Regions from separate parts of the Mus musculus genome. Here region 2 is linked to region 1. The links are chromatin loops, found by intact Hi-C in ENCODE. Cell type or tissue: heart. All regions are shown on one strand. Each heading gives the region's core, and the rest is flanking DNA. Links, peaks and the distances in the headings are about the cores only. Region 1 has its middle 37 kb from the start of Gm52639. Region 2 holds the start of Gm35667 (a long non-coding RNA gene).

Region 1 (12,827 bases), core at 2,445-10,444:
GAAATGTATTTGTTAAAGCATGAGAAATACGCCTTTCTGTAGTGGCTTGAAACTAGAGAACGGGTGTTGATTGGTTTTTCCCTGGACAAGCCATATTCTTTCTGAAAGAATGGCTTTTCACTGAAGTTCTCTGAGAAATGAAACATTATAATCTTTGCACGGCGGGGGATATCATTAAGCTTAAACAACAAGCGACAACATCTGCTGGCTCCAGAGATCCAGTGGACTGTGCACAAGTGTCAGTTTCCCTTCTGCAAGATCTAAACTTTGCCACTGATAAATGATATTTTTCCCCCAGTTAGGGATTTGTAAGTCACCAGTTCTTAGGCTGGCAAATGCAGGCGGGATGAAAGCGCAGGTCATGGTCACAGGATAATGTTTGTCGGATGAGGAGTAAATCAGTAAACAGGGGGGGAAAGGTATGTTTATGCTTGAGGCCATGAGTTGGGAAAGAATACTGTACAAGGCTGAGGATGACAACTGGGGAAACGTGTGGCCGTGTATGTGCAAGCCATGCCTGTGAGTTCATGCACGCACAGGTGAAAATGCATTGGGCCAACCTGGACATGAGAAGAGGTGTGTATGGCCTATGAATATGTAAACATTCAGACACACTGTATCTGCATTCTTCTATTTATGCCTGTCATGAGCGCATATATACAAATGAGCTATCTTAGCATAATCTACACCTTGTAAAACAAGGCTATTTATAAAGGCTATTCCTTAAAAATGAAAACTTTAGTTATGTAAATTTACTAGTAATTATTATATCCCAAAGACTGGTCACATATATACACAAAATGCATTCTCTTTCTTATATCTTTAAGTGTTGAAGTTAGTATCAGGGAGAATAAACAGTGGTTTTTCTTCACTGGGGACCTGTGGCTAAAGAATGAAGGCTGCTTGACTTATTGTGAGCATGCTTACTGAGATCTGCTGGGACACAGAAGTAAGGAACTTTGAGTATTTTTACAATCCAGAATTTAAATGTTTTTTAAGTCTGGTCATTGAATCTTAAGAAATGATAAAGAATACCTTTGGAGTTTAGCCTAGTAATTGACATTTGGGGTCCCTAGAAAAGTAGCTTTTAAAATGTGCATTTCTTTTTAATTCCCACATTAGCTACGATCTCTCACCTGAGTTCCAAAAAGTCCCTAAACAAGGATAGAACAAATGACCTCATAGCCCTTCAGGTAGCATGCAGCACTTCTTGCAGCAGAGAAATAAACAAAAAGATTGTGAAAGAAAGTCAAAGCAAATTTTACTATGTTAACCACTTTGTGTGTGCTGCTAACCTGAAATTAAGAAACATGCAATGCATATGGCCAGACATTCATAAATTTTCTTATTTATTCATTTCTTAAAATTTATTTATTGAGCAATGTTTGTGTGCTAGGCTAAGTTATGGTGATTTATCCACAGGGTATCATAACACAGAGTAGGTATTCTGTGCAGATGCTCGACAGGCACATGGATGTATAGAGATTCGGTGGAGAGTATAAGAAGTCCTGAGATTCTAGATAGGCTCAGAAGCATAAAGCTATGCCAGCACGCACAGATCAAACCTACATCTGAGCATCAAAATCATGTTCTCCTATGACAAGCAAAAGCACCCAGACAAAACTTTTGTAAGGTAACATTTCCTAAGGTAGAAAAGTAACATTTCACTTTCTATTAGGTAGAAGTGATCTTGGACTAGCTACATGTGAGTGTAGTAGAAAATTTAAAGGAAATTTTGTAATGTTTAAGGTCTTTGGAGAGGCATTATCTTAGAGAAAGGAAATAGAGAATTTGTATATCACAGAGCTGGAGAGATGACTCAGCAGTTACAAGCACTTGCTGCTATTACAGAAGACATGAGTTTTGTTCCCAGAACACACACTTGGCAGCTTACAAACATCCTATATGTTTATCTGATTCCAGGAGATCTAATGCTCTCGAGAGGCATATGCACTTGTAACACTTACACACACACACACACACACACACACACACACACACACACCACACACACACACACACACACACACACACACACACACACACACAAACAGAAATACTTGATACTTTAAAAAATAATCATTAAATACATGCATATAACATGTATTTCTTTTCTTCAAAATATGCTTGTCTATTATAGCACCAAAAGTCTTGTGCAGCAGAAACATATGCATTCTGGCCACAGGCAGGCTAAGCTTCAAGCCTAGTGTGATATTATGAGGAAACACTGATACTGATGTAGGATTTAGACTCACAGAATGATGAAGCCATGTCATCCTTGGGTGGTGTTTGCTTCAATTTTCTGGAACTTCTAATCACACCTAGAGTGTAACCATGGTAGTCTAAGTGGTAACCAGGAGCCATGGCAGTTAGACCATGAACACATGTCTACCTATTCTGCTGTGAAGTGGCTTCCATTGGATAAAAATGTCCACAAGAGAGACAAGGGCACACATGTGAGTCCCATAAGATGACACCCATCAGTTCATTCCCTCTGTGCAAATACTCTGTGATCCTTTTAACTAAAATCGGCCAGAAGAAGAAATATTTAAATATGGGGGGTTTACGACTTTCCCTCACTTCCACTAATCCCTGTTAAAATATTGTAAATAGCTCAGAGCTTAGAGTTGCGAAACAGAGACCTAAGAAGACTTAACCGAAAATCTTTTGTAAAAGATTCAACTAAAACCTTACAACAGATAGCTAAACCAATCCACTTTGATCCATGAAAATTATCTATAGTCTTTATCCCTCTTATCTTTAAAAAATGAAGAGCGATCACTCATATGTAAAGCAGATAATTTTATAAGAGTTTTACTAAAACAAAATGTCTTTTGAGATTTTAAAATGTTTCTATCAGTAATTCTGAATGAGGGCAATTTTGATTTGTTCGGCTTCTCCAGACCCGCAGAGCCTCCCATTGCTCCTGGGTGTGGGCACTGCCTGACGAGTTTCCTGGGAGAAAGTCCTGTGCTCCCTTCTCATAAAGAGATGGATGGATGGGTTTTGTAGGCAAATAATGATGTGGAGTTCAAAGCACTGACGGAAAATTTAGGCATTCCTAAAAAAAATAGTGCAATAATATTTGTTGATTTTTGAATTTTGTTTTTGCTCTGTCTTCAGATGGTGAGTTGAGACAAGAATCCTGGCCAGGAACACTCAGCTAGATCTGCAGGCATTACTTATCGTGAGGAGGATGCAGGCGAAGCTGGAATCAGCTTTTATTTTGTTTTGATTATGGTTGTTCTAAAGAAACATTTCACACATATATAAACATAATAAATCATTCTTTTCACAAAATATCCTCCCCCAAATCATTCAGAACTAACTGGAATTGAATTGTGTCAATGTTTTTATGCCTTTATGCCAATGCTTCATTGAGATCTAAGTAGTTTTATTTTGAGTAAAATGTGATGGGGGACAGGGGAGGTGGTCTATTAGGCAAAATCATTGCTCTGCAAGCATTAGACTTTATTTTCAGATTCCCAGAAGCCACATAAGGCTGAGGGTAACCCTAAGAAAGGAAAACTGAAAAGGGTTGGAGAGGGGTGTATCCAGGAGCATCTGAACAGCCAGTCCAGCAAATCCAGTGTGTGTGTGTGTGTGTGTGTGTGTGTGTGTGTGTGTGTGTGTGTGTGTGTGTGTGTAAAGACACACAGACAGACAGACAGACACAGACAGAGACAGAAAAAGAGACAGAGACAGAGACAGAGAGAGGGAGGGAAGGAAAAAGTGAGGGAGAGAGAGACTCTGTCTCAGAATATAAGGTTGAGAGTGAAAGATGCCCAATGTCTGGCCCCTGTGTTTCCGTGCACAAAGAGTGCACTTTACACAGATAATACACAAAAACTCACTGTGAGGTGTAGCATAATATTAAATAAACTGTTCCTGTCTTGTTTGAACTCTGTGTATTTCTTTTGTGTGGCCTCTTTTTGCTTGTAGAGAAAAGCACATGGTGAGATAGGAGTTTGAAGTCCGCTGTTACCGCCAATTTTAGCTATGGTAACGATGTTAAACGTAAGGTTGTGATCTAAGTTCTCCACAATGACAGATCACATGACCTTGTCTTAATGGAGCCTATTATTTCATGTGCTCATTTGAAAGAAATGGAAGATACAGACAAAATGTGTCCCAAGCTTGAGAAATAAAGTCCATCTTTTGTCACATACAGATGTAAAGACTCGCACTAAACCACCAGTGAGAATTATCTCTTCTTTATTGCCCCCCTTAAAACTAAATAGAACTTAGCTTATTTTCTTCTGCACTTCTACCAGCCCCCAAGTGAGAGCAAAACAGGAGTCAAACAGATCCCTTCCTAACGTATTAACTTCTGAAACAGTTCCCCCATTTCCCTCTAGACTATGGAAGTGTTCTCTGTGAAGTAATAGGTCACAATACTGTATACATTATAGAAATGAAACGAAGCATTTGAGTGATAAGAAAATCATCTTAATAGTTTTCTATTCTTCTCTAAAGGTGATTCCCAGAACCATTTTACAAATACACCAGGGTTGGTGGCACAAAGAATACATATATTTAATATAAATGCTGCATGTAACCACAGAAATTGGTTGATGTGTGGACACGCACCTATTCCAAGTTGTGTATGTTTTCTGAAGATTGCAACTAAGAAATTGTGGTTGCTGATGTGTGCTTCACAATGAAGTTACATATCCAGCTGTCAGACTAATCTAGACTCTACAACTCTATTAATCTAAACTCTATCAGCTAAATGTGATTTTAAAAAAGGAAAAAGAAAGTTGGTTTTCTCTCTTACGAACCACAGGAGTGGTGAGTTGGAATTTGAGTAACAGATCTGAAAATCTACTTCTTATGCTGCAATTACTGCTGCTTAATTCTGTCTCCTCACTGTTATGCAGCCAGCATATGCTGTTACTACTTCTCAGGCACAAACAATTATAAAGCTCACTTGACAAATTATTAGAACCGGCTTAGAAAGGCCAATAGGTTTTACCATTCTTACAATTTCCACAATTTTGTTTGAAACCATGACTTTTCTTTGGCTTAAAGGTACAAAGGCCAAAACAATGTTATTTACCATGTGATTTTAAGGTAAATCTAGGTAAGAATGAATTATAATACTGATTTGAAATGACAGAGAAGGTTAATTTATGAGTTTGCTAACTGCTTTGTTACAGATACTGGACATTATTCTGTGTAAGAACACAGAAAGCAAAGGAATGCATTTACAGCAAACACCCCTATTTCACATGAGAGTGACTAGAAAATTTATAAACATAATTACTTCAAAATATGTCTTCTTTATGTGAACGATTTCTCTTTATCCTGCTGGGTAAGTGCACAAGTGCTGAAACTTTGCCAAATACTATTCTCTGGATTTATTTAAAATAAAAAGACAAATAAAAACTAGAGTAAAAAAATAATATAGATCAAAGTTACAAGAGATCAAATAGGGACTGCCTCCCCACTCCCACACACATTTTTCCTCAAGCAGGTATACATACATGTACATACACACCACAAACACACACACACATACATACACATGCACATACACACACATACTACACACAAACCCACATATATACATGCACACACATACATACCCATTCACCCACACACATACATAAACACAGTCACACATCCCACAAGCATACACATACAAACATTCACACACCACACCACACACACACACACACACACACACACACACACACACACGTATACCTTTAATACACACATGTGTGCATGTGTGTGTACATGTATCTTGACATTTTAATCGATCACAGCTGTTTCCAGTTTCCATTTCCATGCCATTTTTTCTCTGGCATGTAATGTGAAGATATCACTTCTTGTTTCCTTATTAGCCTACCGAATTTTCTTAGAAGAAATACCATCTGTCAGGATATATTTACAGAACCATGTATCAAAGCTTCACTCAGTTCACATGCTAACTTTTCAGACTTGGATGCTGAAGTCAGGTTGATCGGGAACTGCCTTATGCTAAAGTCTTGAGACTATGATTGCAGTTTTGAGGTCTGGGGTGCACTCACCGACATATTTGTCTTGTGGTCTAAAAGGACAGCAGAGGGAGCCCCAGCATGAGCTAAGATGAAGCACGGGCAGAACAAAGACTCTTCAGGGTACAGAGACAGGCACAGTGCCCTCTACTGGAGTTGCTGGTACACTCAGATTTCAACCTGAAACTGTGAGCCCTGAATCCTAAACCTGTTCTCAGCAACCTTGATTAGTGTCATAGTTAGGGCGCATGTAGCGGTGCTTTCAAAGTAAAGTCAACCTTACTTTCAGTTAAAAGTAAATACTTATTAATGATATTTGTTTATAAATACTTCATAGTGTTTCAAACAGAAAGATTAAAGAGCTGTACATTTTATCTGATTTTAAGAGGTTAAATTTCAAAAATTTACACACACACACACACATACATACTCACAAGTTTTAACTCATGCCCTGGTGCTATATTTAATGATTTGCAAGAGTTAAATGTGATATAGAAGGTTAAAAGAAAGTAAATACCTATGTTAAAAATACATGAATTTTGTGCTTAATAAGTCAAACTAATTTTTTTTGGAAACCTCACTCATCTTAAAAACTATTTTTTCATCACTATACAAATAACTTATTACAAAATCCTAACATGATACATAATGAACATCCTTCGTTTTGTGCTTACATAAGTACACGAATCTCAGGTAAAATAGATTTGGTCTTGCAGTACACGAACACAGTCTACGTTAAGGTTTGGGTCAGGGTTTATGTTGACTGAATGGCATATTAAATGTATATAATTTCCTTGCAGTGGTCTAAAGCTAAAGCCAGTTTAATCAATCCATTTCAACTTCTGCTAACTTCATAATTCTTTTTGAAGGCTAATGTACAGGAAGAGACCTTTTAGTTCCAAGTGTTTGATGAAGCCGGTAATTTTATTCTAAATATACAAATATTAATTGTAAGAAATCTCTCATTGTATTTTATCATGTAAGCAAATTCAAATCCACTATAAATGGCTTGTGACCAAGGCGTAATCATTCGAAAATAAGCTCACTGGTGGCTATCATTTTTCAGTAAAGTCTAACCTTAGATTTAAATAACATATAAGAAAGCATTATAGTACATTTAATTATCCCTATAATATTTTAGATGAGAAAATATTTGTTTCCCTAATATTTTATTATGGCTTTACCACTACTGGAAACATGTGAATGTGTTGTGGGAAAGAATATATTTGATGTTTTATTTACATTTTTGACTAATTGAAATTTTCTTTTCAGTGGTTTTTGTTGACTTTTATAACACTGTTTTCAAATGTATACCTTTAATACTAAAAATGGTAGATATGTATATATGCTGACTGTGTGCATATAGCATTGATTTACAGTAAAACTACATTTTACTGTTTTGTTTTCAGACAAGGCTATTGATAATGTAACCTAGGCTGACCTTGAACCCATGAACTTCCTACTACAGCTGTAATTACAGATATGAACCACCATGCTTGGCTAGAAAAAAAAAATCTTTTACTCGAAGAAAATGTGACTCTCAAGAGAGAGAAACATCCTCAACCTAGCGATTGAGTATAAGCAATTCTTTCTCCTTCATATTGGCCTACTAACATGAATAGTTTTCATTATCTATGCCAGGAAAAATCTTCCTTAGCTCTGCCTTGTTTGACCTGAAAAGCCATGAGGAAATTATAACCACCACCCGTGGCAACACATGGCTCTGCATCTTCCAAAACACAAGCCTGATGATCCAAATAAGTAAGAAGAACGCTACGTCACATATTTTATTTGATACATTTTAGGAAATGAATATTTAATGAGAAAAGGCACAAAGAATTTAAATACTGAAAAAAATGTGAGCTTGGTAAATTTAGTTATTGGTTATGTGCTTTTAAATGTATTTTGCACCACAAGTCAATGAGATGAATACTATTTTAATATTGTCTTACAGGTAAAAAAAAATATTTAGATTTACAGAAACAAAAATGATCAAGTAACAGAGCTTACATGAGAAGCCTTGGCACTTGATCACAGCCATTCTTGGTTTTGTTATGTCGCTTGTTCTTTAAAACTACAGCATTCCATCAAAAGAAATAGTAAAAGTTTATTATTGAGGGGAAATGTACAGAGGCTGTAAAAACACTTGTTTTCCTTTGTGGTAAACTCTGAGCATCTTAAACACTTAAGAAATGAGGTCATGGGTGTGGCCCATTACATTCATCCCATTTAATAGAAACTTCTTACAGATTTCTTCCTCAGGGACAGAAAAATTCAGAGAGCTAGCTAGATATGTATCTGCCTGGGTACATGAGACTATTTTTACAAAGATACGTTTTTCAAAAGCCCATGTCTTCTGTATTTTCAATTGTCAGGGTTCTTATTATGGTAAAAATTAAAGGACAGAAATTTCACTACTCCAGCTCTTATTCCCATCATTCTAACAGTTAAAGTATCTATAATATATATATATATATATATATATATATATATATATATATATATATATGTGTGGGGTGTGTGTGGGTGTGATATCACATTAAAGGGTATATAAGGAGTGAGAATTTGATAATTATAGCTAAGTAACTTAGCTAAGGAAAAACTAATTTTGAGTGTGTAAGAATAACACTTATCCTAACACAAGGGATTTTTTTTTCCTAAGCCTTCCCATTGAAGCATGTGTTGGATGGAGGGAAGATTTTTAGAGAAATAACCATTAAGGATAACTGGTAAGAAATACAACATTTGATTTCATAGGCATTACCATGCTTCAAATGTGAAACGTATCCTACATGCCAATCTGAATCCTGCACCCCCAGTAAAAAGGACTACATTCAAAGCTATGGAGTCCTTAAGGAGATGAGGTCTGATTGGTAAAAAAACATATCACCATTCCATGGTCTTAGAAGGTTATCCCAGACCCTGGTTCTCACCTGAACTTTCTGTTTCCTGCACTGGGACACGTGAACCAAGCACAGTCCAGACATCCCTGCTGTAGTCAATCCTAGCACCAAGCCTTCCTCCATCATGATGGACTGAAATCCCCTAAAAGCAATGAGCCAAAACCAAACTCCTTTTCACTTTCATTTTTTTCTGCCATGTATTTTGCCACAGGGATGCAAAATAAATTAATACATTGCTTTTTAGAAAAGTTCTACCCATGATCATTCATAAGTGAAATTAGTATTTAGTACAAAGGTTATGCTCCCATAACTATATATAGCAGAACTTACAAGATCATAAAAAAACCTTCATCTTCATAATTTCTGAAGCCTAAATAGAAAGCCAAAGACCAATTTTCATTAAAAGTTCAGTTTATGACCTAACACAATCACTACTTCTGGCATAACTAGGCAGTTTCAAATATTTCACTTGTATTGATTTATTCATCCCCCCTTCAAACTCCTAAAGGCAATCAGCCTGTTCTTTCCAGACAAGGAAACTGAAGCACATAGCTTACAAACATTTCCCAAGTCTGAAAGGCCCCTCTAAGTTAGTGCAGAGCCACAGAGCCATGTTCATGGATTCGCCATCAGGCTTACTCTTAAGAAACACCTGTCATTAAGTTCCATCTCAGAAGTTCTTCTGTGCTTTAAACCGCAGTAAAGGAGAGTTGGGAAAAGCCTCAGCTGAGTGCCAATGCTCCAGTGTTCTGCATACACTGCAGGTATCCGAGAGGACTGTGGCTGTAAGTCAAACAGTTTTCTACCTGACAGCATTGCAGACTCCGTCTGGAATCTGAACAGGACGCTGCATCTCCCTCCTACGCTGTCATCATTTGTCATAGACAGCTTTCTTTTTTGTTTTCTTAGCCCCCGGGACAGTGTGGAAAATTCCACAGGATAGTAGGAAGACACCATCTTATTAAATGAAAGGTGGCGTGGATGGCCACATTGATATCAACTTTTCCCAAACTTTCTGGTTTGATGAGGGGAGTTATTTTTGCTTTAGGGTCTTTCGTCAAGCTGTTGCAAGTGGGAGTGTGTCTCTCTAGTACTAGGTGGATGATGTCTTCTATAGTGTTCATATTCAGCTTCTGCCCACCTACTTTGTCTTGAAGCTTGGATTTTGTCTGTCCACTTATCTACCTCTGTGCGCCTTAACAGATTTCTTAACTAAGGAGTATAGATTTAAAAAAGGAACATGCCTGACAAGGTTGTCATAATGTCCATAGTATGCAAAAGAGATTCCCAGAGTAGGTGAAGCCTTTACCAAGTGATCCCTCAACATAAATAAATAAATAAATATTATATATATATATATATATTTAAGTTGGGAAAATCAAGTTTAGAAGTCTAAACTTAGTCCTGTACATGAATACTAATCATTCTTGGAACTATTTCAGAGGTAGAAATATGTTTTCATTCGGTTATTATATTGAAGACACTGAGATTTAAATTAATCACCTGGGAGTAAAATGTGGCTTGTATTTGAAATGTCCTCAGCCAGCATGTCTACGATTTCTTAAAATGTCTTAAAAATTTCTAATATTTTTTCATTTTTTTTTAGATTTATGCATTTATTTTATGTACATGAGCATTTTGTTTACATGTTTGTGTGTGTGTGTGTCTGTTACCCTTAGATGGTCAGAAGAAGATGTCGGATTTCTTGATCTGGAATTATGAATGGCTTGTGTCACGGTGGGGGTATCAGGAGTCAAACCCGAGTCTTCTGGAAGAGCAACAGTACTGCAAATCACTAAATCATCTCTCCAGCCCTGGGGTCATTTTTTTAAAGCTACTTTGCAAATGCAGTAATGTTTTGTAGGGTAGGAGAGGTTTATAAAGTAGTATAGAGGGATAGAGCTGGGCCAGGGTGGAGCCTTTAAAGTCCTGGCCTTTAAAGGCTCCATCCTGGCCCCTTCTTTTAGCAAGTCTTTCTTTCTAGCCCACTGTGACATGAGGAATCGCCTCCGCATGCTCCTGCATCTATAGAGTCTGCTGTGGATTCCCATTACAATGGCCTAGGAGCTTCAGAATCCATGGCGCAAACTAGATGTTTCCTCCAAACATTGGTTTTTGTCCATTATTCTGTCAAAATTACTTAACTAATATTGCAGGATACACTGCTTTGAACTTTATGAGAAGTGCACCCTATCAATTTCTACATACTGTTGCTGACCAGTGTATGTGCTTTATTTTGCTCTCTTTAATGAAAAATAAGTGTCATTCAATCTTGGGTAGTCTATATTTTGAAGACATTGATGTCCATGATCATTTCATAGACATTGTTCCCCTTCTTCAGAAAAAAAAAAAGTAGATTTGGGCCAGCAAAATAAATCCTAGCTTTATGACTATCATCTGTCTATAGGAGAGAAAGTTCATAGAGCCTTGACTTTGGCAATTTGAAGTACCCTTACTCTACTAGAGTCATAGGATGTATTAAAGTGCTATTATTTCAATTTACCAGTTAATAAAACATAGTGATTTTCTTTCAGGTATTCTTATAAGTTCTGTGACAGTCTGAGATAGCCTCACCACTGTAGAAAGCTCCAGTTGTAAAACTATTTGAGTTGGACTTCAAAACTTGAATCCCTCAGCTCCTGGTTAGTTATGTATCTTTGGGGAAATTATTCAGTGTCTTTGAACTACAAATTCCTTGCTATCAGTACATACCTCATACACACATTAAATCTGAGCAAGAGTCTAAGATACTTCACATAGAACCAGCAGGTGGTAGCTATTGGAGTTGAGGTTGGTTTAAGCATTCAAGAGCAGGTTGAAGTAGGAGTGCCATAAACCTCCTGATCCTTAGATACTCTGACTCTAAAAATCAGCGAAGCCAGACATAGAACTTTTTCTTTCAATTCACAATGTGATCCTAGTGGATATAATTCAAGCTCTCTGACCTATGTATATGGGATCCAGCTGTGGTCAGTCAATAGTTAGAACTAACTGAATACTTTCAGCTGAGGAAGTTGATAGCATTATCCCAAATGGTGTATTTCCCAAATATTGTGCCACTGACCCTTTCAATTTGTCTCTGCTGATAACTTCATGTACTTGAAGCATTCATACGTGCTTTCATCACGAAACTGAATCCTGACAGGTGGACCAAAAGTAACAAGTATCTCTTTATGCTAAAATCACATCTTTAACATAATTGAATTTACTTAAGCACTTTTGGATGACATGCGAAATGTCAATAATGGTTTGACACACTCTTTCTGATTAATATATGTGGTACCCAGAGCAGGAGGATGAAAGGAGCACTTCAGGGGTAGATGTGTCCCTTGGGAGTCTGCTTGTCATTTTAAAAACACACAATAGCCAATATATTCAAATCCCTCTGCTCAATGCAATCAGACACTGGGACACAGAACATGATGGTCTGTTGGGACAAAGCCCAGGTATTTCTGCCTACTTACTTTCTCCGGGGCTTAAATTTTTAAATTTAAACTACAAAAGAAAAGGTGTAAGAAAAGAATTTGCTATGCAAGAGAACAGTTGAACATTAGTTGTCAATTTCTTATAGAATTGTTTTCTAATAATCTCTAATGCTTGATCATTTATTGCTTTCATTATGGAATGTCACATGGGAGAGGGAAAGGGGTCTTCCTTAATTCCAGTGCTGACAAGATTAGCATTAGGGTAATTGCCTATCCACTCCTCCTCAGTTCAGTTTTAAATAGTATTAATTCTCAGTTGTATCGACTTTAAACTTCCCATCTTCACACTAGGGAGGGAAAGGAAGGAGAAAGGAAGGAGGGAGGGGAGGAATGAGAATCAACGGTGTTGAGTCAGGCATCATGGACTTCATTGCATTGTTTCAGGTTTTCTGATCTTAAAACATTTCTTTATATTTACATCTTCCAATTGTGAAACC
Region 2 (12,827 bases), core at 3,033-11,032, 370 kb after region 1:
CACACACATGCACACACACTCACAGAGAGAGACACACAGACACATACACACACATATGCATGCACACAAGCATGCACATGCACACACACACACATGCACACAGACAGACACATATACAGACACACACATGCAAGCACAAACAGACACACTCACATACACACAGACACACAGGCACACACACAGATTTTTTAAAATCTTGACAAAATATGTCTTTACCCACCACATAAGTTGGAGAAATTCACAGCATTCACCTTGTGTACAATGTATCAGAGGAAGTCAGCACAAATAAATGGTTCAAAGCAAAGTAAAATGACTCTAGTCTGTTCCATATAATTAAACATTTCAAACTGTCTGGAAGGGAGGGGTTTCAAACTTGCTGGCACCTAGAAATGATAATATCTGAAAAGACGGAGCCACTGGTTGTCTGATGTGACTGGTCTACATTGCATATGTGCCATTCTGTGCCACAGGCCTATCAATAATTAATTACAAATGGATGCCAATCAAAAGCACCCAAAAACCAGCTTTCAATGTGCATCGTCACGTGAATTTGTCATGCTGTCTTCTCCTGTGTTTTTATCCTTTTAAAAACAAATGTATGTTTTATGTTACTTAAAAATAAACAACTGAATGTTATATTACATCCCACAAAGGCATACACACATATTTATGTTATTTTTAAAAGATTTAAATGCCAATAAAAGAAATATAATCTTAACACCATAATTATCTGACACAAAGTTTCAGGGAACAGAAAAATAGACACATCATACAGAGAGCTAACTGACAAATGTAATTAAAATTGTATCAGTAATCACATCCAATGAGTTTGTTAGACATGCTGGTCCAAGAAACTCTAAGATAGAATAATAGTGTAAGAATCAACAACTATTTATGCTCTATAAGTGACTCACTGTGTATATTAGGGTTCCACAGAAGAATATAACAAGTAGAATATATGTGTGTGAATGTGTATTATATGTAGGATACATAAATAATAAAGATATATTATATATAAATAATGAAGACATAGTTGGTTTGGGTGATGTATAAGTGCATACATTTAGTGTGAACCTTCACAATTTCTGTTCTGAATGCCATTCTAGCTGTATATAAATTCATTTAAGTTTCAATCTGGTTAATTTCAGTGTGTCATTTCCTTCGATGCATTCTTTCCCCTCTGCTTCCAATTATTCGTCAAACCCAGTTTTAACCTCTTGAATACAACTGTCCACAGAGGAACTGCTAATCACTTGAATTTTTTCAGGGGAAAAAAAGATACCGTCATCCCTCTACCCTCAACTCACTACCTTAAGAGATCTGCTGGATTCCACGCCCATTCATCCTGAACTTGGGGAATTAAACCTAGGCTTAAGTATAATAAAAAACTTGCTAAAATGCCCTTTGTCCTCTTACTGGAATATGCACTCTTGCATGCAAAGCGGAGGGGCAGGAAACACTGACAGAACCAGAAAGATAGCTGAGTACACTGAGAATAGCCAGAGCTTCTGCTCTTGTGTTTTGAGTTAGCCTCTGCCGCCCATACCTTGAGAAACATCAAATTAAAAGAATGTGACTCAAGACCACGAAAAAAAAAAAAAGAAAGAAAGAAAGAGAAAGAAACCACGTAGATTTACAGGCCTGCACACAAGTCCATAGAGTTGCACAGATCCAAGCAGAAAGTTTATGTTCATCTGAGAATGGAAATTTCAGCTTCTTCCAGAAGCACCATCTGTTTCTGCTGGCTGGTCTTGGTTTGAATTATTTATTACAACAACCTCACATTTATCAGGTTAACATTTGGATTGGCTCCTAAAAAATGGCAAATGTTTAGGATTTTTGAGTAGGACCGTAGAATGGAAAGATTAACTTTACCGTTGTATTTAAGTCATTTGTGGGGATCTATGTTATAATCAGAACAACAAGGAGAAATCATAGCGTTAACTATGTTTAATAAGTTTGATCCTTACAGATATTCAAGTGGTCTACAAAATGGTATTGCTCATGATAATCTAGAATCTAATTATTTCGTGTATAAGTGTTCTGCCCACGTATATGTACACACACCACATGTGTACACAGAAGAGAGAGTCAGATCTGGAACTGGAGTTACAGTGAGCCACCGTGCGAGTTCTGGAAATCCAATCAGAACTCTTTGGTGTTCCCTTCAAGAGCATCAAGTACTCCTAACCATTCGACCATCTATCCAGTCCAACACATTATTTTTTTCAATATTAATTGGTGCAATTTTCAAACTAAAAAAATAAATAAATAAATGCAATTCCCCACCATAGTTAACACAGGATATTTCCCTTATCAGTCTGCTAATGAGGAATGGAAAAGAACAGAGTTCCCAGAATCAAAGTCAGGACTTTAAAAGCTGACAAACAGCCCTCTGTGGATCTTTACGATCTGGTAAGTCTCAGTATCTTAAGAAAAATATAAATGACTTCTGAGAGGTAACATTAAAGATAAAGCGCCTGTTCTGAAAGGATGAAGCACAGGAGCAGTGGAGAAATGCATCCTCAAGAGACAGCATAAATGGGTGGAGATGTACTAATCACCGAGAAAGTTGGGTTTCCAAAATAGAAGAGGAAATAGAGGCTTTCGCATGTTTCAGAACTCCATGTACAACCTCTTGGCTGAATAGGCTAGGGCAGCAATGCTCCAATGAAAGACACAAATTTAAAGGAATCATTATGGGGTCTATGAGGGCAGGACCCGTGCACTTGCAACCGAGGTTGCATTGCATACCAATAAACTAACTGAACAATGAGAACATCCAACGCCAGCGGGGTGTATGTGAAGCACCTAACACGCTGACTGTCACTGCTTAGCAGTACAGGGCACTGCAGGGTGTGGGCTGTTTCCCCTTGGGACAGCTAAGACAGAGAGCTGGTCCTTACTCTCCTGTGCTTGGTATCCCAAAAGCATATCCCCTATAATACAGCGGCAGCACCAGAAAAGATCAAATTCACAAGCACGGTTTCTATGTGTTTCGTGTCCACACTGGGGTAAACAGAGAAAATCTTCTATCTAGGGATCATAATGGGGGACCTTTGTCGTAACATTTTCACCTCCTTGAGTTGACAGGACGCTACCTGCAGGCCATGAGCCTGACCAATACAGTGCCGTTTCATTTTTCCCGAGCTCTAGCTGAATGCAGCTCTAACGAGCCAATGGATTCAGGATCCTTGGGTAGGTCAGGCATCAGCAACTTGTGAATCAAGGCGGAGCTCAGAATTCCAGCTTCTTCTACTTTGCCTTCATTAGTTCGTTTTCTAGTTGTTGGGGGTCTAGGCTTTTCTTCTCTTCCTATCATGGTTGTTTTTAAGTTTTTAAACATTGCTATGGGTCGGAGCTTGTAGATGTCTGCATGTTTCTGTGTGTTCATGTAAAAGCCAGAGATGCCTGCTCCCTTGAGACACAGTCCCTGACTGAACCTAAAGATCACCATTTTCCCAGATGGGTGGCTGGGCATCCAGCCGCAGTAAATCCCCTGTCTCTGAGCACCCGTTCTAGGTGCTGGGGTTATAGGCATGGGTCGTCATACCTTGCTTCTTTACCTGGGTGGTGGGGATCTGAGCTCAGGCCCTCAAGCTTGCATGCAAGTCGTGCCACTGAGCCATCTTCCCATCCTCTGATGTGTTGCTCAAACAGTCAGGACTAGAATTAACTAAGAAGCAACTCTCTGTTTGAAGGTGTTGCTTTCGTGAATGTTGGCCCTTGGAAGCAGTGTAGACAAATGGGTAGATTTGTTATCACAAAGCTAGGCTGGAATCCTGAGGACTTTGGGGAACAGAAAGAGCAGCCTGATGGAGATATCCGAGTCCCATATGACCCATGTTTCCCCTAACATGAAGGATTTCAGGCCATGAGTCATCCGTGGCTTAGCTAAGACTTTAAATCTTTGCATTTCAATCCCCTGAGTCTTTATGGAGGATGGTCTTTAAAGAGATACATACCATGCCTGGCTCCTGAGTGGCCTTTTCCAGATTAGAGTATCAGTTACCCAGGGCCATCTTAAAATTCTACATTGTTTTTTAACCTCTGTGTGTGTGTGTGTGTGTGTGTGTGTGTGTGTGTGTGTGTGTGTGTGTTGTTGTTGTTGTTGTTGTTGTTGTTGTTGCTGTTGCTGCTGCTGCTGCTGCTGCAATCATATGGAGATCAGAGGGAAACTTGGAGTCAGTTCTTCCCAGCAACTCTGGTCCCTAGTCAACTCTGATCTGTGTTTCTCCCAAGCTACTACTTGTGCCGTCTGTCTGTCTGTCTGTCTGTCTGTCTGTCTGTCTGTCTGTGTCTCATATCTATCTACCTTCCTATCTATCTATCTATCTATCTATCTATCTATCTATCTATCTATCTAGCATCAATTAGACATAACAAGGGTCATCTCAGAAGAGGAAACCTCATTTGAGAATGCCTCCATTAGATTGGCCGGTAGGACATTTTCTCAATTAACCACTGATGTTAGCCAGGCCCACCATGAACAGTTCCACTATGGGGTTGGTGGTCCTGGATGGTATAAGAAAGCAGATTGAGCAAGCCATGAGGAGCAAACCAGTAAACGGCACTCCTCCATGGCTTCTGCTTCAGCTCCTGTCCCCCAGGTTCCTGCCCTGTTTAAGTCTCTGCCTTGGTTTCACTCAGTGATGGGCTCTAATCACCAGAGCATATAAGCAAAATAAACCCTCTCCTCCCCAAGTTGATTTTGGTCTTGGTGTTTTTCCACAGCAATAGTTCCCTGGGATACCACTGAACCTTCTCACCAAGCTGAAAAAAATCTATATTATTGAGGAAAAAAATCATAATCTATCTTTCTTCCCAAGTCCAACAGTCAAGTGTGTTTCCTCTCTGGATCCCTCACTTCGGTGGCTGTACAGCAACATCGCCAGCTAACCATAGAAGGGAGATCTGCAGTGTGGCCTTTGAGTCATTAGTTCTTTGTTGAATAGTCTTCATGCCTCCTTCACTCTCAGTGGCAGTTCCCCATGACGTACTGCTGGCAGGGGACAGGAGCCACACCTTTCATTACAAAAGCAAAGGAAGGGAGATCACAAGTCCCTCTGCCCAGTGGCAGTAACGACCTGAGTGTATGGTCTACTCCCAAGCAAATGCTTTCTATTTGATTCTGGAAGGAAGAAGAAATATGTACTAGTCATCACTTCCTGTCTTAAGCACTTGGGAGGCTGAGGCAAGATTTTGAGTTGGAGGCAACTCTGGGTGGGCTACACAGTATTAATTTCCTGAGCTAATGGTCCAGTTGCCCCCACTATCCTTCTTGCCTAGCATTACACTGATGCAGAGAAAGGTGAAGTTAGCCCAGTCAATGTCAGGTCGCCCAGCAGAAAGCCTGACGAACAATACCGACGGCATCTAAGGAGCAAGGCAGCCAAAAGAAATGAGCGCTCATGATTCAAAACCTGATAGACCGTTAAAATAAATATCAGAACAAAAATACTTGGTTAGGTGAGGACATTTTTCTTTCAATCCACAACTCAGAAAACAATTATAGTCACAACACAGATCTTTTGGATATGTTTAAGATTGTACTTTTTAAGTGAGAATTTACCATCTCGTTCAGTATGAATGTATTATAAGCAAGTTTTAACTTTAGGAAATAGTTTTGTGGGGCTGGAGAAATGGCTCAGCAGTTGAGAGCTAGCTGCGTTGACAGCTGACCTGGCTTTATTACCAGCACACACATGGCAGTTCACAACCCTCTGGATTCCCGTTCCAAAGGATCTAACACCCTCTTCTGGAACCTCCGCAGGCCTTAGGCACATAGCTGATACACAGACATACATATAGAGAAAAACATTAAATAAAACAAATTTTAAAGTGTTTTCATTAAAAAGAAATCGTTTTTTCACCTCCTAAAAAGAAAAGAGCAACTAGAAAAATCAGCAATGATAAAGACCTGTTTCATAAAACTAATTTTGGAGTTTTAGAAGAATCTTTATTCATAAAATCACAGAGCAGTAAACAAAGTATGTCAACGTTTATATATCTTTATTGAACCATCTTAGTAAGAATTCATCACCAATTTATGAAGAAAAAAAAACAACTAGAAAGAACAATAGGAAAGGTCTTCGGAGAAAATTTAAATCATTTCTAATCCAACATCACAGCACGTTGGGGTCAGTTGGACCAGATGAATATTTCTCAGTCATATTGGGATGGCTCCCGCATCTCCATCACCATTATCACTTATGCAGAACAACAGTGGGCTTGTGGATGAAGAGAAGGCAGGCAGTGAAAGGTTATTTTAAATATGTCCTACTGCCTGACAATGATGACCTAAGTGACCAATGACCACTGGGGTGTGGGAGCTCTCAGTCTTTGGGCAAGACTTAATTTTACATCCAGTATTTGTTGGGGTTCTGTTGTCGTTTCTTTTTGATTTATTCTTCTCCCATACATGACAACCCTATGGTGGCTTCCTCTCCTCCCAGTCCCTCCTCTTCCCCAAACCCACTCCCACTCCGATTTCCTTCAGAAAAGAGCAGGCCTCCCAAGGGTATCCACAAACACAGCATAACAAATTACAATAAGACTAGACATAGACCCTCACATCAAGGCTGGATGAGGCAACCCAGTATGAGTTTTGGGGTCCCAAAAGCAGGCAAAAGAGTCAAAGACAACCCCTGATTACACTATTAAGAATCCCAAAAGAACACAACCTTAACATATAAGAGGACCTGGGTCAGACCTATACATGCTCCCTGATCGGCACTTCAGCCACTGTGACCACCACCACCACTCCCCACTCCCCCACCTCAGTTAGTTGATTCTGTAGGTTTCTGACCCCTCTGGCTCGTACAAACCTTTCTTGCCTTCTTCTTGCCAGAGCTCCACCTAATGTTTGGCTGTGGATCTTTGCATCCAGTATTTGTAATTCAGGAATTAACGATGTGGCGGGGGAGGGGGGCACGGCTGGGAATATAGTTCAGACAGTAGAATGAATGCTTGCCTACCATGCTCAAATCCCTGAGTTCAACCCCCAACACCACATAATCCAGGGGAGACAATAGTACTCACCTGCAATCCTAGTACTCAGGATAGAGAGGCGAGAGGATCGGAAGTTCAAGGTAACCTCCGACTACAGGAGGTAGAGACCAGCCTACTGGTTACATGAAATCTTGCTTTAAAAATGAAAATAAAAATGATAATGAGCAGGTTAGTGGTAAATCTGACACATAATATTTTTTTGTGAAAAGAGTTATGACCAGAGTGTTTATAAAGTAGCAGAAGCAACTAGTCTGTAAACGAAAAGGAATGGGCAGTAGAAGTTGGACATCCAGATAAAACAAAAGTTTCTGATACAATATTGAGAAATAGCCGTAGTTTTTCTACATGTAATTTCCAATACACGGACACGGGTGAAACTTAGGAAATACTCTGATTTGGAATTTCTGCGATCTATCTCAAGGCAGCAGGAAAGTAGAGAACAGTACCCCGCATCCCCAAGTTTAACCCATGTCACTAGTTATTAAGGTTGTATAGAATGCACCTCACCACGTAGTTAACAGTATGGTTTTTTTTTTTTTTCAACACTCCACTTGTCACAAAAATGTACAAATAAATTAATATCTCTAATCTAAAACCAAAAAGAAAATGCCTTCAGACTTTGTCAAGTAAAAACTCAAGGGAAATGGACAGATAATAAAATATTGTATCTCAAAGACTGCAGAAGTCAGTAACCTTTCCCTGTAACATTTAGTGTTGGCTAAAAGTCAAAATGATGGCCTGACCACAGCAAATAATTTGCCTGGCGCTTCAGCGCCACCCAGTGGCCGATAATGGTTGTACAGCCCAGCGAACACCAGAGAAGAGAAAACAGCCAGGTAGGTAATGGAGACCCCATAAGAACAACTCTGCACCAAAATTTTCAGAGGTGCAAACCTGCTTAAAAATAGGAAACTAGGGCTGGAGAGATGGCTTGGCGGTTAAGAGCACTGACTGCTCTTCCAGAGGTTCTGAGTTCACATCTGTAATAGGATCTGGTGTGTCTGAAGAGAGCTGCAATATAAGCACATAAATAAAATAAACAAATCAATCTTAGAGGAGCAGGAGGAGGAGGAGGAGGAGGAGGAGGAAGAGGAAGAGGAAGAGGAAGAAGAAGAAGAAGAAGAAGAAGAAGAAGAAGAAGAAGAAGAAGAAAGAAGAAGAAGAAGAAGAAGAAGAAGAAGAAGAAGAAGAAGGAAGAAGGAAGAAGAAGAAGAAGAAGAAGAAGAAGAAGAAGAAGAAGAAGAAGAAGAAGAAGAAGAAGAAGAAGAAGAAGAAGGAAGAAGGAAGAAGGAAGAAGGAAGAAGGAAGAAGGAAGAAGGAAGAAGGAAGAAGGAAGAAGGAAGAAGGAAGAAGGAAGAAGGAAGAAGGAAGAAGGAAGAAGGAAGAAGGAAGAAGGAAGAAGGAAGAAGGAAGAAGGAAGAAGGAAGAAGGAAGAAGGAAGAAGAAGAAGAAGAAGAAGAAGAAGAAGAAGAAGAAGAAGAAGAAGAAACAACAAAATCGTTCTGGTAGTTACGGCTATCTGTATGTTGTAAAAGCCTGGGTCCTCACTACATCGAGTAGAACCCGGTGACAGGCGGGCCCACTGTATACTGAGCACCAAGTACACCTGAGAGTAGGCCCTGTCTCCGTGTTTTCTACAACTGATGTCCACAAAATTTCTTGGGAAATGTTATTGTCTTTGTAAAGCTAAGTTCGCTGAAGGAAGTGGGAAAAAAGGAAGGAAAAACTTCTTTATTCTGCCTGGCTCACACTGTAGCCTAACCTCGGGGGGGGGGGGGGGTCCCCGTATTTTGTTCTCAATGCTCAGTTAATGAAGAAATGGGATTCCTCCAAAGTCACATTAGAGACGTGCTTTTCACTGTGTTCACAACGGCCACTGAAAATCCAATAAGGAAATAAACGCTCCCCAATATACACATATAATACGCACCTGCTTTTAACAGGCCTTGCTTGTCTTGTTTTCTGCATCTCTGATTGGGGCTCTGACATTGGCGTTTAAGGAGCACACATAAACAAGTTCAACTCTGACAAGAACATTACGACCAAGTGTATGACTGGAAAACTGAGTCTATCTGTTGTGTGTGGCTTCCCCCACTTCCCTTCGGCTATTATTTTTTTAGATTCTAATCTAAGGAGACCAGAGCTGGGTTAACTGAAAGTGGAGATAAAATCAGTGAGGGGAGGGTAGACCAAGTCAGTTCTATTCAAACTCTGAGAGGGGCCTAAAACACAAGAAAAATATGCCAGCTGTTTCAAGAGCCACGTGTCCCCGGCCACCTTCCTTCATCCCAGGATGTGCCCAAGGTAATCACAATGAGCCACTTCAAAGAAAAAGTGAGGTTGACCAAGTCCAGTGTCAAGATGGGGGCATCTGGAGTCCAGCCCCCCACTCCCCAGACACTTCTTAATTCTTTTATTTAGGATAATAATTTTTTTTGAGACAAGGTCTCACTCTGTAGCCCATGTTAGCCTGGAACTCACTATATAGCCCAGGCTAGATCAAACTCATAGCAATTCTCCTGCCTCAGCCTACTAAGTGCTTGGCTACAGGTAAAAGCCATGTCTGTGTATATTTAAACCATCTCTGGGTCCGTTACAACACCTAACATAAACTCCTGTAAATGGTTTTCATACTGGTATGATTAAAAAGATAATGACAAGATCTTAAAAATCTGCCTGCGTTCGGCACAGAAATAACTTGATCCTAAATGTGTGGTGGATCGTCTTCACTGCCAGCTTGATTGCATTTAGAATCCCTGGGAGGCCGGTGCGGCACAGACTCTGGGTGTGTCCGTGAGGGAATTTCCAGGTGGAATTCGCACGAGTGGGGAAGCCCCAGCGCAAATGTGAGCAGCGCCCCAGCATGGGGTAGGAACCCAAGGGGAACTGAGGTGGCACGGGAGAAAGTCGGTGCAAGACCTCTCTGCTTCCGGTATGTCCCACAATGCACCACAAGTCCCTGTTACCATAATGTTCTGCCCGAGCACATGGGTCAAACTGACGTACTTGTTTTTATTTTATATACATGAGTGTTTTGCCTGTGTGTAGATAGGTGCACAGTGTGTGAGCCTGGTGCCCGCAGAGGTCACAAGAGGAAAGTAACTCACTCATGCCTCAGTCGTAGTCAAGTTTCAGCGCATACCCCAATGGGTTTCTTTGAAGGGCACACTAAGTAACCATGTGTTCATGTCTCTGTGTACATATATGTGTGTGGAGAGAATCTGTCAGTTAAATTCCATCACATGAGCAGGAGTTAATGTATGGTACTTGATTATACAATAAATCCTTCTCTAAGAAGCCTACTGCATTGATGAACGTAGAAACAGCCACGCACTGTTGAACGATGAGAGTGTATTCTATGAAATGTGTCATTAGGCAATTTTGTTCTGAGGCCAATATAGTGTGTGCTTATGGAAACCCACTTCACATCCATTATCGCACTGTGTGTGCAGTACAGCTCACACATTATATACAGTAGCATGTCAATACAATATATGTAATACAGTATCTACAGTAGAGTAAATGCAAAAAAGCACATAGGTACAGCAAATGCATTATACTACATGCATTATAGTACATGCACTATACACAGTACAGTATAAGCAGGACCATATAAGCAATATGATATATACGGTGTAGTATAGGTACCATAATATATCCGGTATAATAACTATGGTATAAGTATACTGCATGCAGTATAGCATATACAGTATAGCAGAGGCAATATATCCAATATAAGACATGCAATATAAAGAATATAGTATATCTAGCACAGTATTTTAACACAGTGTATGCAGCACAGTACCTACAATAAAGTAATACAGAATGATATATATATATATATATATATATATATATATATATATATATGCAGTATAGTGGAGAATGTACAGTTGCAGTAAAATATATGCAATGTAGTGTGTTCAGGATAGTATATTGTACATGTGAAGTGGAAACTTAATGGTTCTTTGGAAAGTCGGTTGAATGGTGTTTTGCTGGGCCAAACACGTGAAGGAACCTTTAGCTGAAGCAGACACAGATGAAAGGATGTTCTGCTAAAGCAAGCACGTGAAAGGACACGTGATGAAGGAGTCTTCGATAACAACAGCATGCATTGGTCTGCCTTACATTGTGCAGTTGAGCTGCATTTGTCTGGACTCCATAAAGAGAAACACACCAAAAAAACTTCTGGTGGTATGCTGCAGTGTCTTGCTTCCGAGGACTCAGGCCGATTGGCAGAGTGATGTCAGCTGAGACAGATGCACATGCTGACGTAAGGCCCGTTGGAGGACACATGACGTTTGGAGGGTATGAATAGGACTCAGTGGACAGTGACAGACTGAGCTAGGCTTGCTTATAGAGCTAGCTGTGCAACGCATGTGGTCTTGCATCTTTGCTTCCCTGAGAGAGGCACAACTGAGAACTTCTCCTGGCGTTCCTCCTGGTCCCTCCTGCTGCTGGCGTGCCTGGCTGTCTCTGCTAGGTAGCGCCACGGCTGCTGATTCCTGTTTACTGCACCGACTCTGCCAAACTAGACTACTGGTGCATCCATGAAGTGTTTGCAAGCAGATCGAGCTACTGCTGCTGACCTGTGAACCCAACTGCCGATTTCAGACAGCACAGGCAGAAATTGCTCCAAAGAACCTTTCTAAACGGATCCACTTCCCATCTCCTTTCTTTCCCACTACCTCTGGTGGGTGGTGGGCTAAGAGGGAGGTTAGAACATATAAGAAACATCATTAAAAATAGGTTTTGAAAAAATTCAAGTTAGATATATGCAGTATAATGTATGCAGAACAGTGTGTGTATACTCAGTATAATACATCCAGTATAGTTTATATGCATAATAGTGCACTCACATAGTATATACAGTACAATACATCCAGTATGATATATGCAGTATAGTATAGTCAGTATAATATATCCAGTATAAGGCATATAAAATATGCAATCCAGCATACCCATACAATCGACGCAGTATAGTGTATATAGCACATACATCCAAAATAGTATGTGCAGCCCAATATACAGAGTATAGTACATGCATATAATATGTGCAGTATAGTACATACAATCTTTCATGTACGTGACTATAAATCCTTTCCTAATTATTTTTCAAGCAAGGAAGAAATCAAAGAAAAGGTATTCGTTATATTAAAATGAATGCCCTAAGCTATAAAGTCAGTTTCACGTCCCTAACTATGGAAAGTTAGAAGCAGGGTAGCCTTTGTGAAAACCATTGTCCTAGTATGGCATTCCCTGGACTGTGAAATTGATGCATAAATTACTCCTGCGTAAGAAAAACTTAAAGTCTCTGCTAAGCATTATTTCTGGATATATCTGGCTCTGCAGAGCAAAACTCCTGTGTGTTCAAAGGAGGAGTTCTTGTTTCTTTTCTCACGTAAAGTAAAACTAGTTCATTCCCTGCGGCTGGAGGTTTCTAAGTGACTCATTACGCTCCTTAACTGCATAAGATCCTCCAGCAACTGTGCAGTGTCTGAGGATAAGAGTCTAACTACTGGATACAACCTCCAAGGCCTGTGAGATGTTCTGAGGATAACAGTCTAATTCCTGAACACACCCTTAAAAGCCTGCAAGTTTTAGTAGCAACCTCAGGCTCCTTGGCAGCCCCATTGCATGTCTTTGATGTTAAGGCTGAGCCTCCCAACCTGCTCCCATTGGCTTGGGTACGACCACCAGAACTTCCACCGCCTCTATTGAAAAGGGTTTTCTCCCTGGCCTACACTTCATCCCTCACTTCTTGGTTTAGCTGCCTCCCTCTCCGGGCCCGGCATCCATGCCCATATCACTATCTT

What was found. A loop is a pair of places that touch in the nucleus more often than their neighbours do. Peaks named below come from ENCODE experiments on the same cell type or tissue, not always from the same donor. Only the 100,000 strongest peaks of a DNase experiment are listed, where the experiment ranks them.
Region 2: a loop joins it to region 1, with 16 times the contacts of the local background. A loop is called at or near these places in 2 of 42 quality-filtered maps.

Annotation. Positions count from the first base shown.
Region 1 is chr3:128,330,509-128,343,335 of GRCm38, reverse strand. No RefSeq gene overlaps it. Among named protein-coding and RNA genes, the nearest start is that of Gm52639, 37 kb to the left of the region's middle. In heart, for the core only: a CTCF peak has its summit at 6,108 (motif pointing left); no DNase peak of the experiment used is centred there.
Region 2 is chr3:127,966,047-127,978,873 of GRCm38, reverse strand. It overlaps Gm35667 (a long non-coding RNA gene), which reads right to left and starts at 7,953. Exons shown (of 3, transcript XR_376055.4): 1 at 7,042-7,953; 2 at 6,828-6,936; 3 at 5,994-6,230. In heart, for the core only: a CTCF peak has its summit at 7,791 (motif pointing left); no DNase peak of the experiment used is centred there.